2 separate regions of the Mus musculus genome follow, and region 2 is linked to region 1. Evidence: chromatin loops called from intact Hi-C (ENCODE). Cell type or tissue: heart. All regions are shown on one strand. Links, peaks and the distances in the headings refer to the core of each region. The heading gives the core; the rest is flanking DNA.

Evidence for each region. A loop is a pair of places that touch in the nucleus more often than their neighbours do. Peaks named below come from ENCODE experiments on the same cell type or tissue, not always from the same donor. Only the 100,000 strongest peaks of a DNase experiment are listed, where the experiment ranks them.
Region 2: a loop joins it to region 1, with 25 times the contacts of the local background. A loop is called at or near these places in 16 of 42 quality-filtered maps.

What each region holds. Positions count from the first base shown.
Region 1 is chr1:82,635,553-82,646,340 of GRCm38, reverse strand. Col4a3 (collagen, type IV, alpha 3) reads right to left here. Exons shown (of 52, transcript NM_007734.2): 2 at 4,846-4,902; 3 at 3,043-3,132. Among named protein-coding and RNA genes, the nearest start is that of Col4a3, 54 kb to the right of the region's middle. In heart, for the core only: no CTCF peak of the experiment used is centred there; no DNase peak of the experiment used is centred there; H3K4me3 peaks cover 442 bases; H3K27me3 peaks cover 403 bases.
Region 2 is chr1:81,304,726-81,315,513 of GRCm38, reverse strand. All of the region lies in intron 6 of Nyap2 (neuronal tyrosine-phophorylated phosphoinositide 3-kinase adaptor 2), which reads right to left. Among named protein-coding and RNA genes, the nearest start is that of Nyap2, 230 kb to the right of the region's middle. In heart, for the core only: a CTCF peak has its summit at 5,229; no DNase peak of the experiment used is centred there.

The DNA.
Region 1 (10,788 bases), core at 2,421-7,420:
GTCACTTGATATGCACTCACTGATAAGTGGATATTAGCCAAGAAACTTAGAATATCCAAGATACAATTTGCAAAACACAAGAAAATCAAGAAGAAGGAAGACCAATGTGTGGATACTTCATTCCTCTTTAGAATAGGGAATAAAATACCCATGGAAGGAGTAATAGAGACAAAGTTTGGAGCTGAGTCGAAAGGATGGACCATCCAGAGACTACCCCACCCAGGGATCCATCCCATAATCAGCCACCAAACGCAGACACTATTGCATACACCAGCAAGATTTTGCTGAAAGGACCCTGATATAGCTGTCTTGTTTGAGACTATGCCAGTGCATGGCAAATACGGAAGTAGATGCTCACAGTCATCTATTGGATGGAACACAGGGCCCCCAATGGAGGAGCTAGAGAAAGCACCCAAGGAGCTAAAGGGATCTGCAACCCTATAAGTGGAACATCAATATGAACTAACCAGTATACCCAGATCTCATGTCTCTAGCTGCATATGTAGCAGAAGATGGCCTAGTCGGCCATCATTGGGAAGAGAGGCCCTTGGTCTTACAAACTTTATATGCCCCAGTACAGGGGAACGCCAGGGCCAAGAAGTGGGAGTGGGTGGGTAGGGGAGCAGGGCAGGGGGAGGGTATAGGGAACTTTTGGGATAGCATTTGAAATGTAAATAAAGAAAATGTCTAATAATAATAATAATAATAATAATAATAATAATAATAATAATAATAATAATAAAGAGTTCTCAGTTAATCTACCTGCAGGTTTCCCATGCCAGAGATCCATTACCAGTGAAGTAAAGCCCAATTCTTCAAAGTAGTCAACGGAAAATTCAGACTCAGCCCACAATCTGAGTTTTAAAAGTGTGCACAGTGTTGTGTGTGTGTGTTTTATACATGTGTGCATGTGGAAGCCAGATTTGGCGGCAGGGTGTCTCCCTCTATCGCTCTCCACCTTATGTTTTCAGAGTCTTTTACTGAATTAGGAGTTTATTGACTCAGGCTGGCCAGCCATGAGCTCCAGGACTTGTCTGTCTCCCTGCTCCCATCCCAGGGGTTGCAGAGGCTCAGTGCTGTGCCTGATTTTCACACAGGTGCTTGGGATCTGAACTCAGGCCTTCATGCCTGTGCCATCTCCCTATCCTAGCATCAGAAGAAGAGAAGGAGAGAAGGGCCCTGCCATGGGTGAGATAAAGATGGAGAATGCCAGGGAATCAGACTTGTTTCGCAAACCCCAAGTATACGTTTAGTTACTGTGGTGTAGCAAACAGATTCTTGGTTCTGTCTTCAGAGCTTCATTTATTCCCCCTAAGCGCCTTCACTCTTCCAGAGAGATAAGGGCACAAAGATTTTCTCTCGCCCGAATATTTGACTCCTATAGAGTTCCCAAATCCCTTGGAATCCCTCATCACACCAAGAGACACATTGTTTTTTTGTTTTTTGTTTTTTTTTTGTTTGTTTTGTTTTGTTTCGTTTTTCGAGACAGGGTTTCTCTGTATAGCCCTGGCTGTCCTGGAATTCACTTTGTAGACCAGGCTGGCCTTGAACTCAGAAATCTGCCTGCCTCTGCCTCCCAAGTGCTGGGATTAAAGGCATTCACCACCACCGCCTGTTGATGAAGGGGTTTTTGATGGGCTCTTGGCTGGGGTGGGGAGCTGGTCACTCCCCCCCCCCCAGAAGCTTAAAACTCCAGCCGCAACCCCATTGTCTAAGGAGCAGGGGGAGCAGAGGCCGGCTTAGGAATGGATCCTGTTTCCTAGAGGAAAGCTCTGCAAGCATTCCAGCCTTAAGGTGATTGCAGAGAGCTTTGGGCTGATGGGTATGTATGTGCCTGGAGAGTGAGGTGCTTCAGTTCCAGGGGATGGAGGTGTCTGCCAGAGCACCTTCAGTGCATCCTGTGACCTTGCCTGTCTGTTCATGTGCATCCTTTACAATAAAGTGTTAAACACAAAGGTCCTCTTGAGTTCTGTGTACTGGCATCGTGGGGCCGAAGTGAGGAGAAAATGAAAAGCAGGGAAGGATGACTGGGCCAGCGCTTGGCAGGTAGAAAATACATCGTTTAAGTGTTGTGTGTATTATTCTAATGTGCATGTCAATACAGCATGGGATTTTAAAAGACTCCACAGAGATCAATTATAATTATTTTTTATAGCTTATTAGTTCACAGCTTGTTGGAGGTCAGTAGTCAGGGGAGTGAGTTTGTGTGCCTGACAGCCCAGGTGTCTGGCTAGCTAATGTCCCCAGTTGGAAGGAACAGTATGCCGACCTAGTGGTTCACAGTTATTTAGTAAATCCTCTTGTGGAGCCCGGCAGGCCCTGCTATAAACCATAGTTGCCCGGTGCTCAACAGACCCCACAAAGGAATGGGTGGATGGGGAGACAGGAATAGAATCAGGGATAGGGGACTTCCAAAAACAAAGGCAGACAGATCCACACAATCTGAAGTAAAGCAGAGGTTTATATCAGGTAAGGACCCCAAAGCACACTTCACAGTGGTCATTTGGAGGTCACCAGTGAAGTTCGCAGGATTGTTTTCAGGGAAGAAAGCCAAAGGCAAAGTGGCTCTGGCTGAGGGGAGAGAAGCAGGAGAGCCACAGGTATCACACGAACTACTCTTTCAAGAACCCGATGAAAAGAAAAGACAAGGAGAGGATGAAAATCCTTTGGTTTGGGGACCTAAAAAATCTAGATGGAGTTGTGTGCCAGCAAACCTTGTATGTTTCAACACTAAGATAGGTAAGCCAACACCAAAGGGGTTCCAAGACCGGGGTGGGGGAGTGTAAAGGGCAGAGGTGAAAGGGCAAAAGACCGCCTCCCCCCCCCCCCCCATGTAAGAGGTGTTTGGATAGACTCCTAGGCAGAAACTACACAGGGCCTGGGTGGGTGAGCTGGGTGAATGCTTAGCTAGGACAGGAAACCAAGAATTTGTTTTATATCTGCCAGATGGGAGATTCTCTGTACGGTCTCAGTGGCCTATGTGGTGGGCATGGAGATGGGTTAGGTGGACAGAGGGTTTGTCAAGCTTGCAGGCCCACATACCTTGGGTCCCTGTGGTCCAGGCAAGCCTTCAGGACCTGGAAATCCTTTCTGGCCAGGAAATCCAGGGGAACCAGGAACCCCTTTCTCCCCCTGTTAAAACCAAAAAGAATCCAGAATTAAGCGGCAGTTATCCAGCACCACTCACTACCACAGCACAGCCTTCTCCTTTCAATGATGCTCTTCCCTTGCATCAAGGGGTCACTAGTTAGCACTCAGCTCCAAGGGTAGCCACTGTCTACTAATATATGTCCATAGGTTTCAGAGTGATGCCCATATCCTTTAGAGACTTTTGCCAGACAGTAGACCTACTCAGGATAGATGTTAGAAGGACAGGGACCGAGAATTGAAAGAGCAGTTTTGATAGAAAGTTAAGATTAGTGGAATGTGTTTATTGAAGGATAGAGATGGTGAGGATGAGGAGTAAGCTGTATTTTGAGATTTTAGTAATGATGGAAGGAAAATAGAATACCATGGAGGCGTGGACTCAAAAGCGTTCTTGTTATAAGGGAATGAGTCCCTCAACCAGCTGTTTTCATAGGAGTTTCAGGAGAGGCACCAAGGGCAACATAGCAGAAAGTCTGAGCGGAATGACCGTAGATGATGCTGTGGGGAAGCGCCTGGTAGAAGTGAGTGAAATAGAGTTTCACCAACAAAAAACATCCTCTTGAACCAGAATACTGGAAACAATCCTCAACACTCAAGGCCATTAGTTAGTTTGATCAAGTTTGTTACAGTGGGCAAGTACAATAAATAAATAGATAGGTAAACAGATAAGAAGGATGGATAGATAGATAGACAGACAGATAATAAATAATAAACCAACAGAAAAGATCAGAAGTCTGCTACTTTACGCTTATATAAGTCAAGCACAGCCAATAAACAGAAAATAAAGAGATTTACTAGAGCTTTCTTACCATTTAGTTACTCTCATGTTTTAAATTGGATCATGCATACAACTGGGACTCAACATATGCCTGGATACAAGTTCAAGTACAAAGAGAGACATTCCAGAGTAAATATGAACATGCTACATTCATTCACAGCTTAGGTGGAGAGGGGCGGACCCTAGTGCAAGTGAGTTATACATATATTACCTATAGATAAAATAAGTATTGAAATTATCCTATAAGTATATATATATATATGTATATATATATATAAATGTCTTATTTAGATAGCTCAAAATGTGCTTTCTTTGAAGTAATTTTAAGAGTTACTTTTCATATTGTTGAACGATTAATTAATACCTCCGAGGAAGAAGAGGTTTGTAAACAAAAAAATACTTTAGCTCTGCCTCTGCCTTAATTGTCATAAATTGTGAGTTAATGGAGCGAACTGATGAGATTTCACAGCCTTCTTTTTCCTTGAATTCTGCAATGGAGCTTTGAATTTTTGTTTCAACAGGGCTGCTGCCAATTTCGCCACCAGGGGGCGGTCTTGTTCCAGTGCAGCGGCACAGCGTTGCGGGTTTCAATGTTTACATCGAAGCGAGAGAATCAAGTTGTTTTAATTTCTTCTCTCATGTTTAGCAACATTATAAATATAGAGTATGCTAGGGAGGCTTTCATAGAAATGTTCTTTTTCTGCCAACTTGCTACTTATTCAGCCAAGAGAGTTACAGTCTGGCTGCCAGTATTTACACAAGGTAGCCGGAGGAGCTTTCAACATTGTTTAAGGTTAATGTTTATATACAATTACTTTAAAGGTGGATTTAGGGGACTGGATGATGATCTCCACTACAGAAGGGCGAAGTGTGACCGACTCAGGCATCTGTGAAGAGGCGGCGAGAAGTTCTCTTCTTACCTTCTCCCCTTTGGTCCCCGCGCAGAGGCATTGTCCTTTGCCTTTGCAGACACAGCCCTGGGAAGAGCAGAAGAGGACAGTTGGTGGATAGCGAACTGTTTTCTGTGCTTTGAACCTTGGACACCAAAATCATGATCCGCATGACATTATGGCAATACTTCAACGAAAATGAATAGAGAAAAACATCACAGAAGAAATGTCAAATGACATAAAAGTGTCACTTTTTAAAAATCAGACTTAGGAAGTTAGGCAGTTTAGTTGTGGGAAAGGTGAAGTTGGTCAACCCTCTCCCTTTTCCATGATAACAAAAAGATGAACTATATGAAACTGCCATTGTTGTAGGTGAGAAGTGGCTTAACGTTGGCATATTTTTAGATTCAGCAGAATGTGTGTGTGTGTATGTGTGTGTGTGTGTGAGATAGATAGAGAGAGAGATAGATAGATAGATAGAGAGAGAGAGAGAGAGAGAGAGAGAGAGAGGCAGGCAGGCAGATAGATTTGGATTCAATACCTGGCTTTCCTGTGTGCACCATATCTCATATGTGACAGTTGAATGCATACCATTTTCTACATGTGGTTCTAAGCTTTGCTTCCCTGAAATAGCATTCAAGATTTGTATAAGAATATTAATGTCCAGATGCCGGGCAATGGTGGTGCACACCTTTAATCCCAGCACTTGGGAGGCAGAGGCAGGAAGATCTCTGAGTTCAAGGCCAGCCTGGTCTACAGAGTGAGTTCCAAGAGAACCAAGGCTACACAGAGAAAGCAAAAGCAAAAGATGTTGATGTCCACTGTATGTCTTTATGATGGTATCAGAATGATGTTTCTTTTATAGAAAATGAGGCACATCACTGAGTTAGGGAACTTCTATCTAGTTACTTTGACACATACAAATCAACTCTAAAAAATATTAGCCATCTACAGAAAAGCAAGGAGAAAAATAATTGTAAGTAGTAGATTTAATATGTACTTTAATACACCTGATATATTCTAAGGTCATACATGAATCTTTATCAATATTAACTACCAATTAGTTTGCTCCTATAGAAAAATATAATTGGTAATTGACAATATCAACTGGTAATTGATGAGCTATTGAGGAGAATGGTAGGGAAATTTGAAAGAAAACAGGGAATTCTACTTGTGCAACTTAAAGGAAAAAAGGTCTCAAAATCTAATGAACTGAATGTATTTGCTTAGGTTAGGACAGGAGGCTTTTCTGCCATTCACAGAAGAGGGTGAGAAATGATTTCCACACTTCCTGCCCTTACCCCATTCATGCATTGTGATCTCTTGGATGAAAAGTACCTGGCTGAGACACCCACAGTCTCCAGGTCACAGGCGTCTGTAGTGATAAGAACCGATTCTAATTATTTCAACCTTGCCTTCCTAGTGTTTTAACTGTCTATATTCCTATCAGTCAAGTATTCAACTGCACTCTTCTTAGGAATGGGTTGCCTGAACGCCCTTGTCATCTGGCAAGCTGTCAGGACGGCAGATTCCCATCTCTGCCCCATGACCAGCTGAATCAGAAACCTTGGGACTAGGTCTCAGGAGTCTCTTTCATCAAGACCTCTTCGTTGCTAGTGATTTCTTTCTCACGGCTGAGAACCCTGTCTCTGAATGAACTTGACATCATAGGCTTGGAGTTTCCAAGCCACTGTCCTCAAGTAGAGTATGCCAGGGGGCCCTGGCCCCTGTCCTCAAGCGATAGCAAGAAGTTCTGCCTCTCTCAAGCCACAGATGCCTCAATCCTCATCTCATTTAGGGAAAGGGGAGGGGACATGTTGGCCCTCCTCTAAACCTGAGACTATTAAATGGGGCCACAAGGCAGGCTTAATTCAATCTTATTTTGTCTATCTATCTATCTATCTATCTATCTATCTATCTATCTATCTATCTATCTATCTATCTATCTATCTATCTATCATCTATCTATTATCTGTCTGTCTGTATATCTACCTATTATCTATCTATCTATCTATCTATCTATCTATCTATCTATCTATCTATCTATCTATCTATCTATCTACCTATCTACCTATCTACCTATCCATCATCATCATCTATTTGTTTTGAGTAAGAGTTGTTCAGCCTTCACTCTGGAAACCTTTCGACTCCAGCTTGAGCATGAGTGTCCATGCTGAACTCCCTTGGTCTAGGCTACAACTCCTCTTGTATCCACTCTCATAAAGCTTCTATAGTTTCCTGTCGTGTTTAATGTATCTTTTTCTGATGGCTCAGTGTTCCAGGAGAGAAGGAACTTCCCAGTGTCATTCATGTCAATGTCCTAATCGTGCCACATATTCTGAACAAATGCTGGGCTCATTGGATGGAAGTTTATGGTTTCTGCTGTGACCGAGGTGCTTGCTCTAGGTCTCTGTGGTTCATGGACAATTATGATTACGGTGAAGACAAAGCCGTTGGCAACTCTAACGTGTTAAGACCGACACAAACTGAATTATTTGTTACTTGCTTGGACTGAGAGATTTTTATCAAAGCAGTAAGACCTCTTGAGAGTTGAAAGGCAGTCCAGTAAGCAGTCTTACATTGTCCCATTTAAGTTTAACTGCTGTTGATGCAATCTCCACATACCCTTCATTTTCCTTTGGCTCTGTTGATCTCCCCCTCTTTCTGTCTTTACCTCTACACACAACAGACAGACAGACAGACAGACAGACAGACAGACATCACTCAAAACCAAATGAGCATATATTTATTTTTATCTAATTCCAGCATTAAAAGTAGGAAACCGAAATGAATCCTTGCTTATTAGGAGATTGTTGCTTTATTTAAGGTTCTTTTCTTTTTTTAAAAAAGTCTTATTAATTTATTTTATGGGTAGGGTACTCCATCTGCACGTACACTTGCAGGCCAGAAGAGGGTGTCAGATCCCATTACAGATGGTTGTGAGCCACCATGTGGTTACTGGAAATTGAACTCAGGACCTCTGGAAGAGCAACAGCCAGTGGTCTTAACCACTGAGCCATCTCTCCAGCCTCTCTTTAAGGTTCTTAATGATGGCAGAAGTTAAAAGCTGTCTAATATCTAGGAGATCTTTGATTTTATAGTAGAGCTATCATCACTTAAAAAAAGACATTTCTATGTGTGTATATATGGACACGTATATGTATATATGTGTATGTAAATGTATGCTACATGTGTGCAGGTACCTTCAGAGGCCAGAAATATACTCCCTAAAGTTAGAGTTACAGGTGGCTATGAAGTCCAAACATGAGTGCCAGGAGCTGAACTTGGGTCTCCTGGGAGAACAAAATGTGCTCTGGACTGCTGAGACATCTCTTCAGGCTTATGATTTAATCTCAATTGATATGTTTTTTTTTTTTTTACTTTAAAAAAGCTGTTTCAGACACATCTTTTGGAAGAAAAACTTTCTTTCAACTACAAAATTATTACAAAAATAATATTATATAAACATTATTAATGGTAACTATTATTGTGTTGCTATGTTGTAGATGGTACTGGAGTCTTGAGTTCTAGGACTGAGCCACTCTTCTAGCCTTCAATTTTATTTTCATTCTTTTTTTCTATACTGTTTTCATAGAAATATATATTTTATCCACTTATTTAACCAAATTGTTCCGCACCATCTACTTCATTACATCCCTGCATGCTACAGGCAGAAATTAGAGTAGGAATAATGGACTCTTGGTAATCCTAACACTCATAGATGGACACAGAGTCTCAATTGACTTGCTGACTAGAAGGTGTGGAGAGAATTTCTAGGAGCCAACGCAATGGACAGGCCTTTTACGTGAGCCCACCGCAGCCTCGCTTCATGTGTCTGCCCTATTCTTGTCTGCTTGTGGCTGTGCCTCCACAGCTGGGCCAACAGCTGTCTCTCTGTGCCTGGGTTATCAGAACTACTCCAGAATCAGCCACACAGTTAGGGTGTGTCCTGCCTGTGTCTGTACGCTCATGCTGGCTGGGACTTCAGAGTACGTGATCGTCTGCAGACTACTGGATTCTCCACCTGACTGGATGAACTCAACATTACAGTAAGGGCAGCTCTGTGGCAGCTTTTCAGGAGCCTGTGATGATGGAGAGGGCCTGGCATGGGGCCCCCCAGAGGTGATCTTGCATGCAAGCTACAGTCTTTTCACTTTTGGCATTTTTCTTTAAATACAATTTAAAATTTGCAAGTATGTTTCAATCAATGGATCACTAGATTATTGGACTAAAGGGTGCCGAGGCCATAGTTTCTTTGAGTATTTTGAACCTATTGTCGAAACACCATGACCACATTAATGATACAACCTATTAATTATTATTCAGAAGTTAAGTCCTTAAAAAGCCCTATGGCCAGAGGCCATCATTAAACCAACACAAGCGATGGTTATTTCTCAAACAACGTTTTTATGATTTTTCCTTTTCGACAGCAAAGTACTCCTCAGTGGCCTCATATTGAGCCTCCAGGAGGTTAAGAATAGGAAGGTCTCAGTAATACTCTCTCTCCCTTGGAATCAGAAAGCTGCCAGAATTATGTTGTAGCATGTTGAATATTAAATCGTTCACCTGGAAGAATCATTCTTTTGAGGGCCTCAGAAAGCAAGAGAAGCATTCCCAGTGGAGAATCCAGATGATTTAGAACTTCATTGGCCACATGTATGTCCTGCGGGTTATCAATTCAGGTTCTAACCGGAGCTCTGGGTCAGTTGGCAAGGGCTTCCTAGTTGCCTCACTCGAAAGCATCAGGATTTGTCTTGGGGCATGTAGCAATTAGTGAACAGAGAGGCCATGAATTTGTAAGAGAGCAAGGAAAGGTATATGGAATGGTTTGGAGAGAGGACACTGAAGCGGGAGATGATGTAGTTATGTTACGACCTCAAAGAATAAAAGAAAGAAGATCTGCCTTGTGGTGGTTTGCATAGAGGAAGAGGGATCAGTCAAAGGTGGCCTGTAGAAGGCTGTGCACTCAGTAAAGCCTCAGGCATTGGGGACTTCCCCTCTCTCTGTTCTACACAAGACTGTGTGCCAAAGGACAGCCATGTGACTGTCTGGTCTTATCCTCAGTCGGTCTAAACTGGCCATGTCCTCCCCCCCCCCCCCCCCGACATTTCCTCCCAAGTTTATCCAGTGCCAGAGAACTGGCCTTGACTTCTAGAATAAAGATGAGACTGGAAATTCTTTGTTAATTCCACAACTGAATTATAACATCTGTTACCAGTATCCTTAGAGAGCACCATGTATGTTAGTTGATTAACCGACTGTTATTTGCACACAAGTGCAGATACTATACAATTTTATTTATTTAATAAAATGCTGGCTAGACATCTCTGTGGTAATATATGTAACAGATGGACAGCTTGGTCCTCATGTGGGACCTCTAACAGCAGGAGCTGGGGCTCTCTCTGACTCTGTTGCCTGCCTTTGGATCCCTTTCCCCTAACTGGACAGCTTTGTCTAGCCTCAATAGGAGAAGATGCCCAGTCCTGCTACAACTTGATATGCCAAGCAAGAATTTTGATATCCATGGGAGGTCTCCCCTTCTCTGAGGAGAAAGGGAGGGGGGCATAGGGTAAGGGCTGATGAGAGAGAGGGTTTAGAAGGAGAAAGGGAGGGGAAGCTCTGATTGGAATGTAAAATAAACAAATTAATCAATAAGAAGAAATCTCTGTGATATTTGACGCTCATACTGATAGGTGGCAAAGTGCACGAACAAGTGTCAATTACTTCTCGGCCGTTGCCTAGGTGGCACGGATGGTCTCTGCTTCAACTTCCACAGTATTGACATCTGCACTGCAGATCGGCTTCCGAACCCAATGACATCACACATCGGTACAGGAACCCCTGCCACCCCCCCCCCACCCCGCACATCTGTTGCCAAGGCAACCACCCACATTCCCAGAATCCACTAGGCTCACCTCTCACCTTTACCTGCAAGCAGCTACGCCAGTATCCAAACAAAAGGCAGATCCCCTT
Region 2 (10,788 bases), core at 2,417-7,416, 1.3 Mb after region 1:
CTATCTCTTCAGTTCCTATTTTCAATTACTTTAAAAATATACTTTAAGGCATGGGTATGTATAATGTTTGTATATATGTGTGTCCATATATGTATATGTACATATTCATGTATGTGAATGTGGGCTCACTCATACCATGGCCTATGTATAGGGATCATAGGGTAAATTCAGTTGTTGATCTGCATCTTCCATCTTGTTTGAGTCAGGGTTAAGTCTATGACCATAACACCTTGACTCTTTCTATCCTGTCTGATTTTACAAGGTGCACAGGGTCAGAGCTGATTTGTATTTGGAAGGGAGATGCAGTCTCTTCACTGCATATTTCAGGCTACCTGGCTCAAGAGGTTTAAGGGTCTCTTCTTTCTGTTCCTCCTGTCTCTTCATAGGAAGTCTGAGACTACAGATCCTCACACTGTACATCCTGCTATATGTGGGTTCTGTGAACTCCATCTCAAGTACTCAAACTGGTAAAAGCAGTTTTACGAGGTGATCCCTGATTCCAGTGGCTTTCTGCTGAGAGATTACATTTCCCAGCTTTTGCAGTTGACTATGGAAATCACTTCTGTCCCTATATAAGGGCAGCATCCCACTTTGTAGGCTAAAGCATTACAGATTCTCTGCTCTCATCTATAGATACACATAAATTGTTATGGGTATGTAGATCACTGGGTTCAGTCTTAAAGAGATTCAAATGCCTTTGGGGTAAGAATGATATTAAAACATTGTTTTATGCTATCCTACTTTATTGAGAAGGCTAACTCTGAAGGTGGAATTTGGTCAATTTGTCCCAGACCCAAACATGCTTGTTTCAAAGACTCCTCCAAAGTCTCTATCCTGAGACCAGAAGCCAGCCACCTGACTTCACAACGGGCAAAAATGCAGAAAATCAGAATCACCCTGGGAAAGATATTTTTGCAGTGGAAAACAACTAAGAAGTAACCTATTTCATACAGAGGTTACAAAAGACAAGCTGTTTAACTCTCTAAATTTCCTCCACTTTTTTCTTGTTTTTGTTTGCTGTCTCTAAAGCATTTGTCAAAATTTTAACTTTCTGGGTTTTTGGTTTTTGTTGTTGTTGTTGTTGTTTTGTTTTTTTGTTTTTTGTTTGGATTTGTAACTTCATTGAGTGTGATTTTAAAAAAAAATTGTAGATAATTTTAATTTGCTATAATAATCCATGTTTGTAAGACTGATTCACCTGTCTTTCCAGAAAAGGGAATTTGCTGGATGTGCTGACTTTTGAGATACATGGTTTGTTATCTTGGATCATGACCTAGTAGCCATGTGGCTTGCCACCCTCTTGCCTGGTGACATCAGGATAGAAGCATGCCATGTGACTTTACTGACATCTTGGTTAAGACTATCACATGGTGTTCCTCTAATTACTATCGTCTTCCCCCCTTTTTTAACTAAAGAGGCAACATCAGGTCTCCATAATGGCTTATTTTATGTTCCCTATATTATAGGGGTAGCAGCACACCTTCAAGATACTTTAGATTAGCATATAGTATGATCATATTGGTCCAGAGAATGATAAATAACAAATGAGCAGAAAACCATGAACAAGGTCTGTGTAACATATATTTGATGATTAATGTTTATAAATTCCCAATGTTCTCTTTGCTGTTTTTATAGAGATTTAACTTGGAGAAAGTGAGTAATAAAAAAAAATCTGTAATAGTTTTTGTAAAAGTATATTGTAAAAAGATCTCAAAAATGAGGCTCCTACTCTTTCTGTGGACCGTATTTATGATTTGGAATTTATTTTGATACTAACAGATTGTTAATTCAAAATTGTGAATTATTAAGACACAAATTTAACAGGGATAAAAGCACAAAATCCTAATCTCATCAAAGAAACCAACTTTTGCTGGACAGTGGTGGTGCACGCTTTTGCACGCTTTTAATCCCAGCACTTGGGAGGCAGAGGCAGGTGGATTTCTGAGTTCGAGACCAGCCTGGTCTACAGAGTGAGTTCCAGGACAGCCAGAGCTATACAGAGAAATCCTGTCTCAAAAAAACAATAGAAAAAGAAAAGGAAAAAAGAGGAGAGGAGAGGAGAGGAGAGGAGAGGAGAGGAGAGGAGAGGAGAGGAGAGGAGAGGAGAGGAGAGGAGAGGAGAGGAGAGGAGAGGAGAGGAGAGGAGAGGAGAGGAAAGGAAAGGAAAGGAAAGGAAAGGAAAGGAAAGGAAAGGAAAGGAAAGGAAAGGAAAGGAAAGGAAAGGAAAGGAAAGGAAAAAGAAACCAATTTGTTTTAAACTGTTAAAGATAAATTAAAATATACAAGTTTGTGGTCATTCATGCTCAGTACAAATATAATTCATTTCCAGAGACAAGCTTGGAGGAACAGACCAACTTTTATCTTCCAAAGTATAAGAAATATTATGCATTGTTGTCAAAATTGAGCCTAAAGCAAGTCATTTAAAGCAAGTTTAAGTAAACTTAAAGTTTAGTTAAAGTAAGATAATATTCAAAATCATATATATAAAAAATTGGCTATGAAAGATTATGTGGAACTCTAATGTAAAGGAACAGTTAATTTTGCCTTATCCTTTTATAAAACTCTAGTACACGGTCCAGAGAGTTATACAATTGCATTTAACTCCTGCTAACCTTAATATAAAAGCTGCCATGCAACCTTGTCTTTTAATGTTCCTCACAAGATTGTACAGTTACACTTCCTGACATAAGTGTATAGAAGGTGAAACTTTGCCAACTGTTTAAGTTTTATCATGGCTCCTTAGATGGGCCCTCTTCTGAGAAACTCTACCTCTACCTGCAGACCCTCTCTTCCCCCTTCTGTAAGCTTTGAAGGAGTTACCGAGACACTGACATGCCAAATCCCTAAAAGCAGTTTTGGTGACCTCTAAAGGAGACTAATGGGCCATGGACCTCCCATTGCATCTATCTTCTTGCTACTGTGGCCATTGTTTTAGTGACTCAGAACCAAAGCCTTCTGTGCATCAGGTAACCTCACTGCATCACCAGTTCAGGTCAGCTTAACATCCTTCAGAAAGTGTGGTTCTTTCACTGCTGTGGTACTCCAAGACCAAAAAGGACTAGAGCTGACCTCTAGGAAGGTATTTGTGCTCTCCTCTAGGAATCTGCTGCTTCCAGGCTAACAAATCATAACTCATTTGAAATAGGGCTTAGGACACAGAGCAGAAAGTTTTCAACACTAAGCCTTCTCCCTTGTATGGGCCTCTGGTTCCCTCCCCCTCTGGCTCCCCATCGTGATCACTCTTTACTTATTATTATCCTAACACCTATGTTTCCACCCTGTCTTGTAAATCTTTTACATACTAGACTCCATCATATAGTCAAACAAAATGTTTTAAGCAAGCTTTCACAATAGCTTTCACTCCACCACAGCTCTATGTGTTCCTGAACCATCGGCCTAAATACCTTATAGATGTTATGGAGAAAGTGGCTAAAAGAGACCTTCATCCCTTTATCCCCAGACCAGATACAATTCTTTACATCGATCATCTATTTTCTTCTGTTCCCTTTTGATGCTCTGTAGCTCACTGCTACTTCTGCCAGCTCATTTTAGTGCAATGGTTGTGGCCATGGGACAGTCACAGTCACCCTAAACCAACTCTATGCTCACTCTCTCCTCTCTGCTCCTCCCCATCCTGAACCCTCCCAGAAAATCCCCTAGTTGTACTCTGTAACCATGTCATCTGCTTAGAGCCCACTAATAATAATTTTCCAAGTCTCTTCAGGATTACAGGGCAGTAATAGGCAATCAAGTTAAGATTTCCCCTTACTACATGACCAGAGGGTACCCTTTTCAATGGAACCAGACATAAACCCTCTGACAAAGACTCTCCTCAGCTGAAAACAGCTGTAACATCCCTGACCTGCATTTTTTATATCCTCTGGGAGTTAAGAATGATAATTTCCCAATGATGAAAGAATGTTTCCCAGCTTCCTTTGCGGACTACCATCACGTCTTTGTCTATAGACATTTTGGCTATCTGCACATCTGGAGGACAAAATGGTCACTACTCCTAAGGTCAGACAAATCCTCTACTTCTTTCTGACTTCTTTCTCTACACATCTGTATTTAAAATAATAATAAAACAGAGCCATTGCTTCATTGAGCCATCTCCCCAGCCTATCTCTCTCTCTCTCTCTCTCTCTCTCTCTATATATATATATATATATATATATATATATATATATATATATACCCATATATTGCCTATATATATATGTATATGCCCATATATATATACACATATACACATATGTGGATGGCAAGTTCCAAATGCTAGAACAGGCAGAAATCCTTTCCAGTACTCTATGGATCCCTATTTTCACAGGATTGTACTTCTCTATTCTGCTTTGTCCCTACAGTAAATGAGTCATCACTATTCTTTTATGTTTTTAAAATGTGGGCTTCAAGGTTTGTCTCCAGGTAGGATTTAATCTTGTAGGTCATAGTCAGTGAAAATGTATGAAGATTAGTTTTAGCCTGCATTAGTCATTGGGAGTGAGTTTTAAAGGGGTAGGTTAAATATAACCATGTTTCACTCAAGGAAGATAAAGATATAATGCAGTGCCTGGTACATCAAGTAAAGACATATTCTTTGGAGAATTATTTGGGGAAAGAACTTAATTTTAGAGTAATATGATATAACCGAAATTAAATTTATATTCCCCAATGATTTTTTAACCTTTTGTTTAAGCAGTAAGATATAGGCTTGAGGAAAGTAGCCATGATTAATTTCATTTTTCACATGGTTTATTCTGGAAGGTTGATGGTATATATTATAAAACAGTAAGTCTCTTGTACCTGTAAATGAATAAATAAGGACCATGGGCTCATATAACTGTTTGTTAGTATTCATATGTATCCTTAATCTTGTTACATTTTATTTATAGTTAATTATTGTGCAATATACTTTAAACTACATTAACATACAAAAATAGAGGGACACATTTGGGAGACAGTGGCATTTTCATTGTTTTGGTGGTGGTGGTAGTGGTGGTGGTGGTGGTGGTGGTGGTGGTGGTGGTGGTGGTGGTGGTGGTGGTGTGTGTGTGTATGGGAGAGAGAAAGAGAGAGAGGGAGAGAGGGAGAGAGGGAGGGAGGGAGAGAGGGAGAGAGGGAGAGAGAGAGAGAGAGACTTAAGTTGCAATAAACTGATAAACTTGTGGCAAAGGCAGTATGTTAACTTTGAAGGTCCTCGCTCCCCCTCTAGTGGTGATGAACTGCACAGCAAATTTGCAAAAGGGCATTTGCTCTAGACTGCTAGTGGGAATGGACTGTAGGGAATGCAGACAGCTTAGAGCAGTGATTCTCACCCTTCCTAGTGCTATGACTCTTTAATACAGTTCCTCATGTTGCAGTGACCCCCTAACCATAAAACTATTTTTGTTACTGCTTCACAACAGTAATCTTGCTGCTGTTATGAATTGTGATGTAAATATGTGTTTTCTGCTGGTCTTAGGTGAGTCCTGTGAAAGGCTCCTTGCTGCAAAGCACAGATTACGGATCACTGACCTAGAACATAATACCTAGTATGAGAAGAGAGGAGACACAGCCCCTGGCCTTCTGTTACTTGCTATATGGCCACTCTATTTGACCTGCTGCTACTCAGGTGCTTCTCTGACAGAGTCCTGATTTGTAGGACTGTTGTGATTACTAAGAGACGGCAACACATATATTACATCAAATTTATATCAATCTTACTACATAAGAAAACTCATTCCTTTACATGTAAAATTCAAGAGACACAAATATTTAGTCAGTGGGTTTGGTCCTGTGGTGGACAGATTGTTAAGAACTATAATCTCTGCCCCTTGGTATGGAGAATATTTATAGTGGAAGATCTAAAAAAAAAAAAAGCGAGGTAGCCAACTGACATTGTGTACCTGCTCCCTGGCATTGCTGGGACAGCCACCCATGTAGCCTTCCTGATAACTGATGTGAATACAAGTCTACCTGCAAAGGAAGTGTCAGGAAAAGCAAAACCACAAAACAAAACAAAACAAAACAAAACAAAACAAAACAAAACAAAACAGAACAAAAACATATGCTGTGGTCCTGAAAAGGTCACTACATTGATAGATGGAAAATATTAATGGTGCATGTGCAAGTGTGGGCTGGAGTGATTAAGGGTGTTTGCTGTCCTTGTAGAGGAGGACTCAGGTCCTGTTCACAGCATCTACTTGGTTCTCTCTCAGCCATCTGTTGTCCTCTTCTGATCTCAGTGAGCACCATGCATACCTGTCGTGTATACATACATACATACATACATACATACATACATATATATATATATATATATATGCATGGAGGCAAACACTGTTGTAAAAGTTATTTATTAAAAAAGAAGAAGAACATGGAGAGAGAGAGAGAGAGAGAGAGAGAGAGAGAGAGAGAGAGAGAGAGAGAGAGAGAAAGAGATATATCTATGGTACTAAATCTAATGCAAACATAAGGTTTGATTCTCGATACTTTAAGGGCTTTTGAGATTGGTCATTTTAAGATTTGAAAATAAGCTTTGAATTAAACCCTAGAATCGAATAGTTATTAGTTACTTGGTTTCTTTTTTTTCTTTTTAGGATAGTGGAGGGGTTTAAAAGGGATTTTTGACACTGGAATATTCAGAGATAAATTATAATGTGACTGTTAGCTACTATGCACATTCCCCCTCCATTACCAACATTACAAATCTTAAGCAATCATAGAGCTGTTCTTAGGAAGGCCATCCATTGGGGGTTCTTTTGAGCTAACAGTTTCCATTTTTGTCCCGTGAATTTTGAGCTTAAGGGTCTCTTCTCCAACCATTTTATCATCTGATCCTCATGGATTATTCGCACAGGAATGAGCATTTGAGTTCTAAGGAAGCAGCTCTGGGCAAATCTGTGCTGAATATCCTAAGGCTGCAAGTTGCTTTATTCAGAACATGGAGAAAGGATGACTGTTGTACATTTCTGGAAACTTAGACATTTATTCTTCATCCCTTCATGATTTTTCCCCAGTCTTTTCTATCTCAACATCCGTAACTCCCCTGATGCTAGTTACTTCCTTCCAATGACAAATCACACAGCTGACAGGTCTTTACTCCTTTGCAAACCTGATGTCTGCTGTAACAACCTTTCCCACTCTTGTTAGGGTATCTACCAAATGGCACATCCTCCTTCAAGAAAGCTGCACTTGACCACCTTCGGTGGCTTCTCCAATCCTGGCAATGAATCCTACTGTCTTCTCTGTATGTATGTCTTAGATGTACTACATTGTCACTGCACACACATGTACACACACATAACTGATCTCTTTACTAGGCTGAAATTTCTCTGAATAGAAGGAGTTGGATCAACAGTTTTGCAAGCTAGAATACCTAACAGACCATATGGTGGCAGCATTGTAACCATGAGAATCTGTTGGCTGAATGAAAACGATGTGTAAAGTCTAAATACTACTGAGCCTTACTGCAGAACATCATAGCAGCTACACTTGCTAGTTATCAAGGCTAAGTCAGTGGCACATAAGAGGCCAGACTAAATAGGAGATTGTGGGTGACTAATATTTACAGCACAGGGGTTTAGGATGAGGCTCAAACATTAAAATGGTCTCATATTTGCTTTTATCTTCCATACACTTTTGAGGAGCTTGCAGCTGCTGGATCAGGCCTGTGGTACATAAGACTGTCCTAGCATCATTCTGCCTGGCAGGTCCCAGCATCCTTCAGGGACCTCTAGCCATTCACCCATCTGGCCTGCCAGAGAGTTGTTGACTGGAAGGAGAAGTAAAAGTGAGGATAAAAGAAAAATATGTCTCTCTCTATTCCACCTTCCCTGGCCTCACTCCTCACCTCACTCTGTCTCCCTGTTTCTGGGAGGGATACTGAAAACTGTCACCCTTCCTGGAACCTGGAAGGGAAAGGATGAAGTGCTGCCACCTCTGGGAGTCACAGTGAAATGCAGATAGCAGCACAAATGAAACCTGATTGGAGTTAGATCAGTGGGCTATCACAAAGAGCCAGTATCTGTCTCTGTGGAATTGCAGTTTTTAAACTTCTCCATTTGGCTGCAGAAGTATTTTTAAAAATTCTACAAGCATGTAAATTAGGAGGAACCACCCAAGAAGCAAGTGTCCAAACGTTCATGGCTGTCCTATAAGGCTGTGATAGAGTAATGAGAGACAGGGACAGAGACAGAGAGACAGAGACAACAGAGAGAGACAGAGATGAGACAGAGAGACACAGAAATAAGACAGGAAAGAGAAAAATGAAGCATCAATTAATCTCTCTCTCTCTGTCTCTCTCTGTCTCTCTCTCTCTGTTTCTCTGTCTCTCTCTCTCTGTTTCTCTGTCTCTCTCTCTGCCTCTCTCTCTGTCTCTCTCTCTCTGTCTCTCTCTCTCTCTCTCTCTCTCTCTCTCTCTCTCTCTCTCTCTCTCTCTCTCTCTCTCTCTCATAATATCCTGTACTGAATTATTTGTGGGAAATGGCTCCATACCACCCTGTTCCCAGGGACTGTCTAAGTCTTCATTCAGTGTCATTCACTCCACATCAGAGTTAATGTTCTGCCCTGGATCCATATTTGTGTCATTTAAGTGTTGAATGTCTTTCTATTCTGGCACTTATCTATCTATCTATCTATCTATCTATCTATCTATCTATCTATCACTATCTCTCCTCTCTCCCCTAAATATCTGCTCTATGTCTTTAAATTTAAAATTCTGATACAAAGAAAAGTAGCCAAAATTCTCCCTGTTTTAGGTAGACATAGAATAGAGGTTAGGTGTAGTAGGAGTGATGGTCTTTTTTGCAAGATATTAGATATGGGCAGGTAGAAGACCAGTGGAGAAACCCTTCAGAAAAATTTCTTACATACTTTAGAGGAGGCATCACATGATTTTGTTCAGCAAGATATACCTGATGGAAAGCATGGAGGAGCCATCGATTAAGAGTTGTTGAACCACAGAACAGCAAGGCCTGTTAATTCTCTCCCACAGAGAAAAATAGTGAGAGTGAGTGTGTGTGTGTGTGTGTGTGTGTGTGTGTGTGTGTGTGTGTGTGTGTGTGAGGGGGGAGGGGGAGAGGAAGAGGGAGGGAGGAAGGGAGAGGGAGAGGGAGAGGGATAAGGAGAGGGAGAGGGAGAGGGAGAGGGAGAGGGAGAGGGAGAGGGAGAGGGAGAGAGGGACATAAAGAAGTATGGGTTTTTCTTCAGGATCCAAAAATTGCTCTCTTAAGTGACAAACCTCTTCAGAGGACACGTCCATGATCTTAAGTAGAATCTTTCTCTACCCAAAGTTCACTGCAGAGCCATTTATGATCAAGAAAAAGAAAAAGAGGGAAGAGCACGTGGAACAGTAGGTACAGCTTCCTCAACAACATATTAAATTTGACTCTGTGGAATTACAGTTTTTAAACTTCTCCATTTGGCTGCAAAGGTCGAGTTGTTATGAGAACACACTCATGAGGAGATTGCCAGAAGAAGTGAGGCCTATGCAATCTTTGTAAACACCCCAAGAGCATTAAGGAGTGAGAAGGATTGCCTAGTGGGGAGTGTGTAGTGTGAACACAGAGTAGTTAAAGGATATGATGATGGCTGATTTAACTGAACAAGACCAGGACCAACCAACTCACTAGGGCCTTGAAATGCATAGAGCAATATATAATAACTGTACAGAAGGGCACATAACACAGGGAAGGGCACATAAAATCACTCTGTTATAGCTGTGAAAAATAGACCTGGGATAGAAATTGGAGTTGTTAAAAAAATGGACTAGAGGCAATGGTCTTGTTATAAAACTGCACAGCTGTCTTCCAAAATACATCTGGATTCAAGAAAAGGAAACTCAAAGTGTAAAACGGGTGGTAAGGTTCGTCTCTCTTCTGATCTCCTGCCCACTGCTTTGCTCTCTTGATTCATGCCTGTGCTAAGAAATAAGAGACCTGTCTCTCTGCCTCTCTGTGCTCAAAGAAAATGATCAAAGGAGGGACATGATGAACACATGAACAATAGAAAAAGAACATTGCAACTTTCCAAAACTACTATGAGAAGTGCTTTCAAATTCATCAGCTTACTTTGCAAGAATTCAGAATGTAAAACACTTGGGAATTCCCTAGGCTTGGCAACACCAAGAGGCTATGCTGGTGTCTGGACTCCCCAAGGGCACCTTGTTTCATTATTTAGTATTTTGTTGGTAAATGGCACACACTGGGGATCTACCCAGAGTGCACTTGAAAGATAAGCAACATTGGCTCTCTGAGCTTCTCCTGGAAAGCCTTCTTTCCTTTCATATGCAAAGTTGACTGTGTCAGGTAGGATCACTCTTGACTCTCTTTGGTCCTTCAAATGAGTCTCTCATTTCCTCGGAACAGAGCCATTAAATGCAGCATTTCAAATACCAAATACCATCCCTGTCAAAATAGCAGACAACCGGGATTATTAACCAGCTCAAATGCAGACTTTGCTTCACAAAAACAAATGCTTTGAACTGACAGTATGGTTATTTTTTTCTCCCTTTAAACTGTCAGGTTATGGGATTGCTGTAGAAATCCAGAAGCCAGGCAAGCCTTAGTGAATATATTAATGTCTGTTGTGTGCTGTTGGCTAAATCTACACCCAAAACTCCTGCAGCTGATACTTTCAGGTCCAGATGTGTGTTATGTATGTTATTTTCAGAATGTGCAATTTATTAGGGTTGCTCAAGGCCTAATCTTCAGAGGCATGCACACTTACATGCAAATCTTCAGAGGCATGCACACTCACGTGCAAATCTTTAGAGGCATGCACACTCACATGCATGTGTGTGTGTGTGTGTGT